Regions from separate parts of the Homo sapiens genome. Here region 2 is linked to region 1. A link is an interaction called in ENCODE POLR2A ChIA-PET data of the cell type or tissue named here. Cell type or tissue: OCI-LY7. All regions are shown on one strand. Links, peaks and the distances in the headings refer to the core of each region. The heading gives the core; the rest is flanking DNA.

Region 1 (6,076 bases), core at 1,228-5,227:
GGAAAGCGAAATATCCATTAACCAAAGCCAACTCATCACAAAATGACCTGAGAATTACATTTTGTTTCAGTAAGGAAAATAATCATATTATTATTAAATTTTAGAACCTAACTTTAACCTTTGGGAGGAAAAACATCTAGATTATTAACAATATCGGTGTTGGTTATTTAAAAATACCCACCATGGCCGGGAGCGGTGGCTCATGCCTGTAATCCTAGCACTTTGGGAGGCTGAGACGGGTAGATCACCTGAGGTCAAGAGTTTGAGACCAGCCTGGCCAACCTGGTGAAACCCCATCTCTACTAAAAATACAAAAAATTAGCCAGGTGTGGTGGTGGGCAGCTGTAATCCCAGTTACTCGGGAGGCTGAGACAGGGGAGCTGCTTGAACCTGGGAGGCGGAGGTTGCAGTAAGCCGAGGTTGCGCCATGCACTCCAGCCTGGGCAACAAGTGCGAAAGCCCATTTCAAAAAAAAAATCAAAAACAAAAAAACACCACACTGAATACAAGTTTACTTACACTAAATAGTAAATTGAGTCCATGATTAGAATCAAGTAACAAAGGGGAAATAAACTATAAAGTACCACAATACTTTTAGTTAATAATTAGAACAAAATTATTTATCTTAAATTCCTTTTAATGTCTTGTTTCTGAAAGCAGCATGTAAATGCATTTGTGGGTATGGGGAAAATGATAAAGAAGTATAAAGGGAGCATAAAGGAAGCCAGACTGCCAGAGTCTGAATCCCAGATCTTCTAATTACTACCTATATAACCTTTGGAAAGTCAACTAACTTCTCCGTGCCTCAGTTTTTTCATCTGTAAAGAGACTTAGCCCTACCCACCACATGGGGCTATTGTAGGGATTACATGAGTCAATATATACAATATGCTAAGAACAGTAGTTGGCATCTAACACATACTGTTAACTATTATTATATAATGTTATTATGTTCCTGTTAACTATTACTATATTACTTTCTCTTTCTGCATCATTGTGGTTAACAACTACCACACTGGATAGCACAAACAAAAAAATTTCCATCACTGCAGAAAGTTACATTAAACAGCACTATATCAAACTATAGGATAGTTAAAATGCCTGGTGAGATGATGCATATAATCCTCTTCCCTAATTTATTAGGAAGTGCTTAGTAAAAAGCACTCCTAAACCCTAAGTGTTTTTTAATCTAATACTTTGACATGTAACAACAAAGAACTTAGGTTTCATTTCTATTTAACAAAACAAATAAAGGAGGGATGGGAAAGAGAGACAGTCTCTTCTGTAAAGATTCTTTTGTTTTTTTTGAGACAGGATTTCACTCCTATTGCCCAGGCGAGAGTGAAAGGCACGATCTTGGCTCACCGCAGCCTCTGCCTCCCTGGCTCAAGGGATTCTCCTGACTCAGCTTCCAGAGTGGCTGGGACCACATATGCATGCCATCGTGCCTAGCTAATTTGCGTGTGTGTGGTTTTTTTGTTTTTGTTTTTGTTTTTTTGAGACAGGGTTTCACCATGTTGCCCAGGCTGGTCTCAAACTCCTGAGGTCAAGTGATCTGCCAGCCTCAGCCTCCCAAAGTGTTGGGATTACAAGAGTGAGCCACCACGCTCAGCCTAGACAAAGGGATTTATGAATTTAAAATTTCCTGTCTACCCTACATCAAGCTATCCACTAAACTCTCCCTCTTTGTGAATGGTACCATGCTTATAAGAGAATTAATTATATTCAAATACAATTATCAATATATTAAAGCAACTTAAAATATTGTAATATGATTCTTTAACACAGTAAATAAGATCTAGAGGTTAGTCTAACAATTACCCTAATTTTGAAGTACTGAAATTGTACTTTGAAATATCTACAACATCTGTAGTTTTCCTTTTTTTTTTTTTTTTTTTTTTGAGACAGAGCTGTGCTGTCACCCAGGCTGGAGTACAATGACATGATCTCGGCTCACTGAAACCTCCGCCTCCCAGTTTCAAGTGATTCTCCTGCCTCAGCCTCTCGAGTAGCTGGGATTACAGGCATGTGCCTCCACGCCCAGCTAATTTTTGTATTAACATTTTTAGTAGAGACAGGATTTTGCTATGTTGGCCAGGCTAGTCTTGAACTCCTAGCCTCAAGTGATCCACCCACCTCGCCCTCTCAAAGTGCTGAGATTACAGGCATGAGCCACCACGCCAGGCTTTTTTTTTTTTTTTTTTTTTTTTTTTTTGAGACAGAGTCTCGCTCTGTTGCCCGAGCTGGAGTGCAGTAGCGTGATCTCAGCTCACTGCAACCTCCGCCTCCCAGGTTCAAGCAATTCTCCTGCCTTGGCCTCCTGAGTAGCTGGGACTACAGACACGTGCCACTACGCCCGGCTAATTGTGGTTAAGAGACAGAGTCGCCCTCTGTCACCCAGGCCCTCTGTCACTGCAACCTCAAGTTCCTGGGCTCAGGCAATCCTCCCACCACAGCCTCTCAAGTAGCTGGGACTACAGGCCCACACCACCACACCCAATCTGTAATTTAATATGAAAATATTTCTAATTTCTGTTGGTGACAAAATAAGTATTGCTAACACAACTGTGATTTGTTGCCAACATTTGAAATTGAAGGAACTGCTAAATTTCAGTTATAGGTTAGTAAAAATAAAGATGTCATTATTTTGCCATCCAAATTCAAGAACCCAAGGTTTTTTGTTTTAATTGCTTAAGACATTAGACTTTAGAGTCACAAAAACCTGGACTCAACCACTTTCCAGCTATGTAACATTGGGAAAAGGTACTTAACCTCTCTACCTTGCCTGTGAAATAGGAATAATACCTACATAAAACTGCTGTGTTGTTTAATTATTATGCATGTAAGCTACTTGACACCATGTTTGATACATTTTCAATAAATATGTACACTATTATAATCAGAACTATATATAGTTCACAACTCTCACTGTGCATCAGAAACTCAGATTTGGGTTCAGCTGGTCTGGGACAAATCCCAGACACTGCTATAGTTTTAAAGCTGTCAGGTAATTCTAAGGTGCAGCCACTGGCCTAAGGACAAAGTTCAAACACTTTCCTTTGGCACTTCACTCTGCTCATGACTTACAGCTCTGTATTTTAATCACTCTTCCCTAGTCACCCCATGCTCCAAACACAATCAAGTAACACTTTCTGAAGAGGTGGGCTATAGCAATGATTCTTAAACTTCAGCCTACATCAGAATCACCTGAAGACCTGTAAAAACACAGATTGCTCATCCCCAGAATTTCTGAGTTGGCAGGCCTATGGTGAAGGCCAAGAATCTGCATGTCTAACAAGTTTCTAAGTAATGCTGACACCATGGTGCTAGGACCACACTTTAAGAACCACTGGGCTATATATCACAGCTCTGTCCCTTTGCATATATACACTGTACCTTCACCTGAAATGTCATTCTCATCTCCAACATCTACCCTTGTCTGGCTTTCACTTCTCTTTCAAAACTCACATAACAATTCATCTCCTTCAGGAAGCATTTGCTCACTTCAACAAACCACCTCAAGGCATTCATTACCCACTACAAAACTTTACTACAAAAAAAAAAAGCAATACAGAATGTTTATGATACAGTAATGCAAAGGGTGGATATTTGCTGGAATACACAGGTTCTTTTGTAAGAATTAGAAAAAGCACTCTCCTCTGGGCAGGTAAACTAGAAAAAGCTGGAAAAAGCAAATAGAATTTGTCAAGCAGAATAAAATCTGGATTTCAGCCTTCCCCTACCACTTTGGCCAAGTATCTTTAGGCAGGGTACCAATTCTACAACCATTCATGGCAGCCCCGGCACTGTGTGCCACTAAAATACAAAGGCAGAGAGAACACTTAGATCAACCCTGGATGGGAGAAAGAGAGGAGCAATAAGCCTATCAAGTAAAGATTTCCGAAGAAGGTACTACCTAAGTTCTGAGTCTTCATATGCCCCTCCTTGTGTACTTCGGGAAAACAAGAACTGTGCTTCAATGTCTTTATAACCACACTATATGGCTCATTGTAAATGTTCAACAAATGCTTGATGAATGACTCAATGAGCAAAATTACACGAAAACACTTGCTAACCTATCTCTTTTTCATCAAGTATGTAGCAAACACATGCCCACACCTGGCACCAGAAACTATAAGTGCTATCTAAATATCAACATTTTATTTGGCCTGTGCACTTATCAGCTAGTGGAAAGCATAAATTATTCCAATAAACAGACGGGAGGTGTGGAGGCAAAATATCACACCTAGGTCTTCAAAACTAATGACTTTCAAATCAAAAACTGCATTACCTGATAAAGACTTAACTTCATGATTATTTCAACAGGGACTAAAAAAATTACAGGAAATCTTGGAAACCAGCTATCTGGCCAAAGACACTAATTTTAGAGATGAAGAAACTGAGGCCCAGAGAAGTAATCAATCAAAGACACACAGTTAGTGGCAGAGTTATAATTAAAACTCAGATCTCTGGCCCTACACTAGTTTTTGTTCTTCTACACCATGTTGCCTTTGTATCTATAAAATCAAATCTTTTATCCACAACTAAAAAAAAAAAAAAAAAAAAAACACCTTAGTCACAATTTTGTTGTCTGCATCCCAATGGGAGGAAAAAGTAGTAAGCCATCATCTTATTTTGTCTAGAGGTAACTTTCCAACTTTGCTCTTGGTTTCATGCCTAACCTTCTGTGTGCAGAATAATAAAGAAAAAGCTAAGATTCATAAATAATCCTGATAAAGCCATCAAAATTTATCAACTACCAAAGAAGCATTACAATGTCTTTCCAGGATGCAGCACTTTTCTGAAGAAAGAAAAGGAGCCTAATTTCCGAAATATGTTTACTAAAAAGCAGAACACGCTGGTGATAACCTTCATCTCTCAATTAACCAGAGTACCTTATCATCTGACCATTCTCATTAATAAATTTTTTGTTTTTGAGACAGAGTCTTGCTCTGTCACCCAGGCTAGAGTGCAGCGGCGCAATCTCAGCTCACTGCAACCTCTACCTCCCAGTTTCAAGTGATTCGCCTGCCTCAGCCTCTCAAGTAGCTGGGATTACAGGTGCCCACCACCATGCCAGGCTAATTTTTGTATTTTCAGTAAAGACGGGGTTTCACCATCTTGGCCACACTGATCTCAAACTCCTGACCTCGTGAGCCACCCACCTCGGCCTCCCAAACTGCTGGGATTACAGGCTTGAGCCACCACGCTCGGCCTCATTAATAAAGTTTTAATCTATTGCTAGCCCTACCTGCTGATGAGAACCAATTAACTAAAATTCTTTGCTTACAGAAAGTAACCTCAGCATTTACTTAGATTACGATATGTCTTTTAAGATAAATGATCTTTGGATCTATGCACAACACAATATAGTCTAGTGGTTAAAACCTAACTTTTTTTTTTTTTTTTTTTTGAGACAGTCTCACTCTGTCACCCAGGCTGGAGTGCAGCGGCATCATCTTAGGTCACTGCAACCTCTGCCTCCTGGGCTGAAGCAATCCTCCCACCTCAGCCTCCAGAGTAGCTGGGACTACAGATGCGAGCCACCATGCCTGGCTAATTTTTGTATTTTTTTGTAGAGACAGGGTTTCGCTATGTTGCCCAGGCTGGTCTCAAACTTCTGAGCTCAAATGATCCACCCACCTCAGCGTCCCAAAGTGCTGGGATTACAGGCATGAGCTACCGTGCCTGGCCAAAGGCTAACTTTTTAACGCACACTGACAGGGAGAAGGGCAACTCCTTTTACTTTTGTATTTGCACTGTTGTGCAGCCCACAACAGTGGAATACTTTTATTATTATTCCCATTTTACAGATGAGAAAACTGAGACTTAGAAAGGTTAAAGAAGTTGCCCAAGTTTACATAGACAGAAACACGCAATTAGAATTTGATACAGTGTGATTCAGGCACCAGGAACTCTCCCAGACAATGGACAATAGATTTCTTAGCCATCTGTCATGTGACAGTGCTTCATCTGTGAACACATGAGATTTTTAACTGTAACTAGCAGCACATGGCATAAACTAAGGCATTGTTTTCCCAACAGTTAATTTAGGCTATAAGAATAAAATAGAACA
Region 2 (4,000 bases), core at 1-4,000, 280 kb before region 1:
CAGAGTAAATAATACTGATTAGCATCTTTGCTTGTAAATAATATAGGCAAAGGTTTGAGGGAGATATCTTCAAACTTTCCTAATTCGCATATTCTGAGAAACTATCCTTAGACCATCCATAACATTACTCCAACAGTGACAGGAACAAGAGGTGCACAACTCAAGAGTCAAAGATGAACAATGGCAGCAGAAAAAAGAAAAATAAATTGTTTCAAAACTGTTGCTATTAACCCATGCTAAATTAAAGAGTTATTATTTATACATATATAAATTAAAGAGCTTTATTTTAAGCTAAAATAAAGAGTTTCAGTTTGGGAAGATTTGAAAAAGTTCTGGAGATAAATGGCAGTGATGACTGCCTAGCAATATAAATGTACTTAATGCCAATGAACTGTATACTTAACAAGGTAAATTTTGTTTTATATATTTTACAATAAATCAGCTGAATATGCTTTTGTGCTTGATTATGTGTATTTCTGTAGAATAGGTATATGAAGATTTACAATCGCATATATTTGGCAGATTATACCTTCAATAAATACAGACTATCCCCTTTCTATCCCTCTTAATGCTTTTGGTCTTTAATTCTGGTTTATCTTGTACTGATATTGCCCCCTCTGCTATCTTTGTGTAATCATTTATTAGTTATTTCCAGCCTTTATCCAGCCTATTATTTATAAACTTCCTATAAGTTATTTTAAGATGTGTTTGTAAATAGCATAAAGCTATTCTTCATTTACTTCAATCCCAAATGATAATCTGCATTTTAATAAAATATGTTAATTGATTTATATTTACTGGGATTACTCATGCTGAAAATATTGCTGGCATTTTATTTTCTGTGCTCTATTTGTGATGTTTTCTTGATTACTTTATCTGTCCTTCATTCAGGGTTTTATTTTCTAGCATTTATCCGTTATCAAAATCCTTAGCCTATTTTTCACTTCTCTTCATTTAATTTGAACACTATACTCCTACATTTAAAAACTAATTAATAGATATTTGCCTTAAACATCAATGTCATAGTTTTTAGGTTTAGCGCTCAGGTTTTTGTTTTTTGTTTTTTAATTTATTTGCTCACCAATGTTTCTTATACTCCTCTTTTCCTTTTATTGTATTGATTTTTCACTTCCCTAGAAAACATGTTCAAGTAATAATCTGCATATAGAGTCTATTAGGCAGTAATCTGACTGCATGTCCTTTGATTTGGTTCTTTCCCTTCATTGTTTTTTTTTAAATTATTTTATTTTTAGACAGAGTCTCACTCTGTCGCCCAGCCTGGAATGCTACGGCATGATCTCGGCTCACTGCAACCTCCGCCTCCCAGGTTCAAGCGATCCTCCTGTCTCAGCATCCCGAGTAGCTGAGATGACAGGCACCTGCCACCATGCCTGACTAATTTTTACATTTTTAGTAGAGAGAGGCTTTCACCATGTTGGCCAGGCTGGTCCTGAACTCCTGACCTCAAGTGATCCACCCGCCTCATCCTCCCAAAGTGTTGGGATTACAGGCATGAGTCACAGTGCCTGGCCTCCCTTGTTTCTGTTCTCCTACACAGCTCCTACTACACAATATAATAAAATTTCTTAATCTATACTGTACCTTAATTTCTCTTTCATATTTTTTTTTTTTGAGACAGAGTCTTGCTCTGTCGCCCAGGATGCAGTGGCGCAATCTCGGCTCACTGCCACCTCTTGCCTCCTGCGTTCAAGCAATTCTCCTGCCTCAGCCTCCTGAGTAGCTGGGACTACAGGTGCATCCCACCACGCCACCCTGCTAATTTTTGTATTTTTAGTTGAGACTGTGTTTTACTATGTTGGCCAGGCTGGTCTCGAACTCCTGACCTCAGGTAATCCACCCGCCTCGGCCTCCCAAAGTGTTGGGATTACAGGCGTGAGCCATCGTGCCTGGCATTTTTGGGAAATTTCTTAAAAATATCGATAAGAAGCTGTCAATTTTCCTGTCTTAAATGACTGTCACAATTATCCTCCTCATTCATAAGAAGGGTGACTGGCTGGGCGTGGTGGCTCACGCCTGTAATCCCAGCACTTTGGGGGGCCAAGGCGGGCAGCAAGAGATCGAGACCATCTGGCCAACATGGTGAAACCGTCTCTACTAAAAATACAAAAATTGCTGGGTGTGGTGGCGCGTGCCTGCAGTACCACCTACTCAGGAGGCTGAGGCAGGAGAATCACTTGATCCCAGGAGGCGGAGGGTGCAGTGAGCTAAGATTCTGCCACTGCACTCCAGTCTGGCAACAGACCGAGATTTGGTCTCCAAAAAATAAAACAATAAAAAAAGAAGAAGGGTGACCATACTGCCAGATTATCCAGAAATGTTCTGGGTTGTTCTTGTTGTTTTGAAATAATTACTAATAGCATCCTTATCCCTCTGAAAAGCATCACATTTTTTTTTTTTTTTTTTTTTTTTTTTTGAGACAGAGTCTTAAACTGTCGCCCAGGCTGGAGGGCAGTGGTGCGATCTCGGCTCACTGCAAGCTCCGCCTCCCGGGTTCATGTCATTTTCCTGTCAGTCTCCTGCCTCAGCCTCCAGAGTAGCTGGGACTACAGGTGCCCGCCACCAGGCCCAGCTAATTTTTTGCATTTTTAGTAGAGACGGGGTTTCACCGTGTTAGCCAGGATGGTCTCGATCTCCTGACCTCGTGATCTGCCCGCCTCCACCTCCTAAAGTGCTGGGTTTACAGGCATGAGCCACCGCGCCTGGCTGCATCACACTTTTTATAATAAATTCTAGAGTCATACTACCTCTAGGGAAATCCAGACTTATCACATTCAAGTACGACTTATCCAACTATCTGGCATGCATCTAAAATACAAGGTATTTTGTCACCTGAAATCAATGACTGTCACAGGTTGAAACATCTTAAAAAATCACCTTTTGGTACCAAAAGAAAACAAAGTTACTGACTTGTTTATGCAGATCTCTTAATCACATTTTACATGCACTGCAAACTGATTCCAATTCAACATTTTATAATTCTACTAAAATGTTACTACTTCTCATTTCAGTAAAATAAAGAAAAAAATAATCAGTTCAGTTAATCCCAGGTAAATGTCTGTGTACTGGTCTGTTCTCATGCTGCTAATAAAGACATATCAGAGACTGGGAAATTTATAAGGGAAAGAGATTTAATGGACTCACAAAACAGATCCACATGACCGGGGACGCCTCACAATCATGGCAGAAGATGAAGGAAGAGCAAAGGGACATCTTACATGGTGGCAGGCAAGAGAGCTTGTGCAGGGGAAATCCCATTGATAAAAACATCAGATCTCGTGAGACTTACTACCATGAGAACCATGTAAGAAAAACTGCCCTTATGATACAGTTATCTCCACCTGGTCCCACCCTTGACACATGGGGATTATTACAATTCAAGATGGGATGTGGGTGGGGACAGGGCCAAACCATATCAGTCTGTAACTAATCTATAAAAGACTCCCTTGGCTGGGGACAGTGCTTCACGCCTGTAATTTCAGCACTTCGGGAGACTGAGGAGGGTGGATCACCTGAGGTCAGGAGTTCAAGACCAGCCTGGCCAACATGGCGAAACTCCATCTCTACTAAAAATAAAAAGATTAGCCAGGCGTGGTGGCGCATGCCTCTAATCCCAGCTACTCGGGAGGCTGAGACAGGAGAATCGCTTGAACCCAGGAGGCAGAGGTTGCAGTGAGTGGAGATTGCACCACTGCACTCCAGCAAGACTCCATCCCAAAAAAAAAAGACTCTTTCTACTCTATTATTTCTAAAGTCTCTTTAAATTCAGTATTTCACAAGTCTATTACAAAATTTTACCAATTAAAGTGTGTGACAGTAAAACAAAGAGAAATTCAGAGTAGAGCACAATTGGAATACCATCATACTATGAGAATATGGCTTCATTAAGCATTCATCCTAGGTGTACACTAGTATAAAAAGATAAGAGGAGAGATTTTCACAAAGAATATTTCTTGTGAAACACAGGATACCATAAAAGTCA

What was found. Peaks named below come from ENCODE experiments on the same cell type or tissue, not always from the same donor. Only the 100,000 strongest peaks of a DNase experiment are listed, where the experiment ranks them.
Region 2: POLR2A ChIA-PET joins it to region 1 with 6 read pairs; 3 of 35 experiments call an interaction of 5 or more read pairs at or near these places.

What each region holds. Positions count from the first base shown.
Region 1 is chr3:136,727,692-136,733,767 of GRCh38, forward strand. The region is part of intron 1 of STAG1 (STAG1 cohesin complex component); the gene reads right to left. Among named protein-coding and RNA genes, the nearest start is that of STAG1, 22 kb to the right of the region's middle. In OCI-LY7, for the core only: no CTCF peak of the experiment used is centred there; a DNase peak (open chromatin) is centred at 3,420.
Region 2 is chr3:136,445,191-136,449,190 of GRCh38, forward strand. All of the region lies in intron 14 of STAG1 (STAG1 cohesin complex component), which reads right to left. Among named protein-coding and RNA genes, the nearest start is that of PCCB, 200 kb to the left of the region's middle. In OCI-LY7, for the core only: no CTCF peak of the experiment used is centred there; no DNase peak of the experiment used is centred there.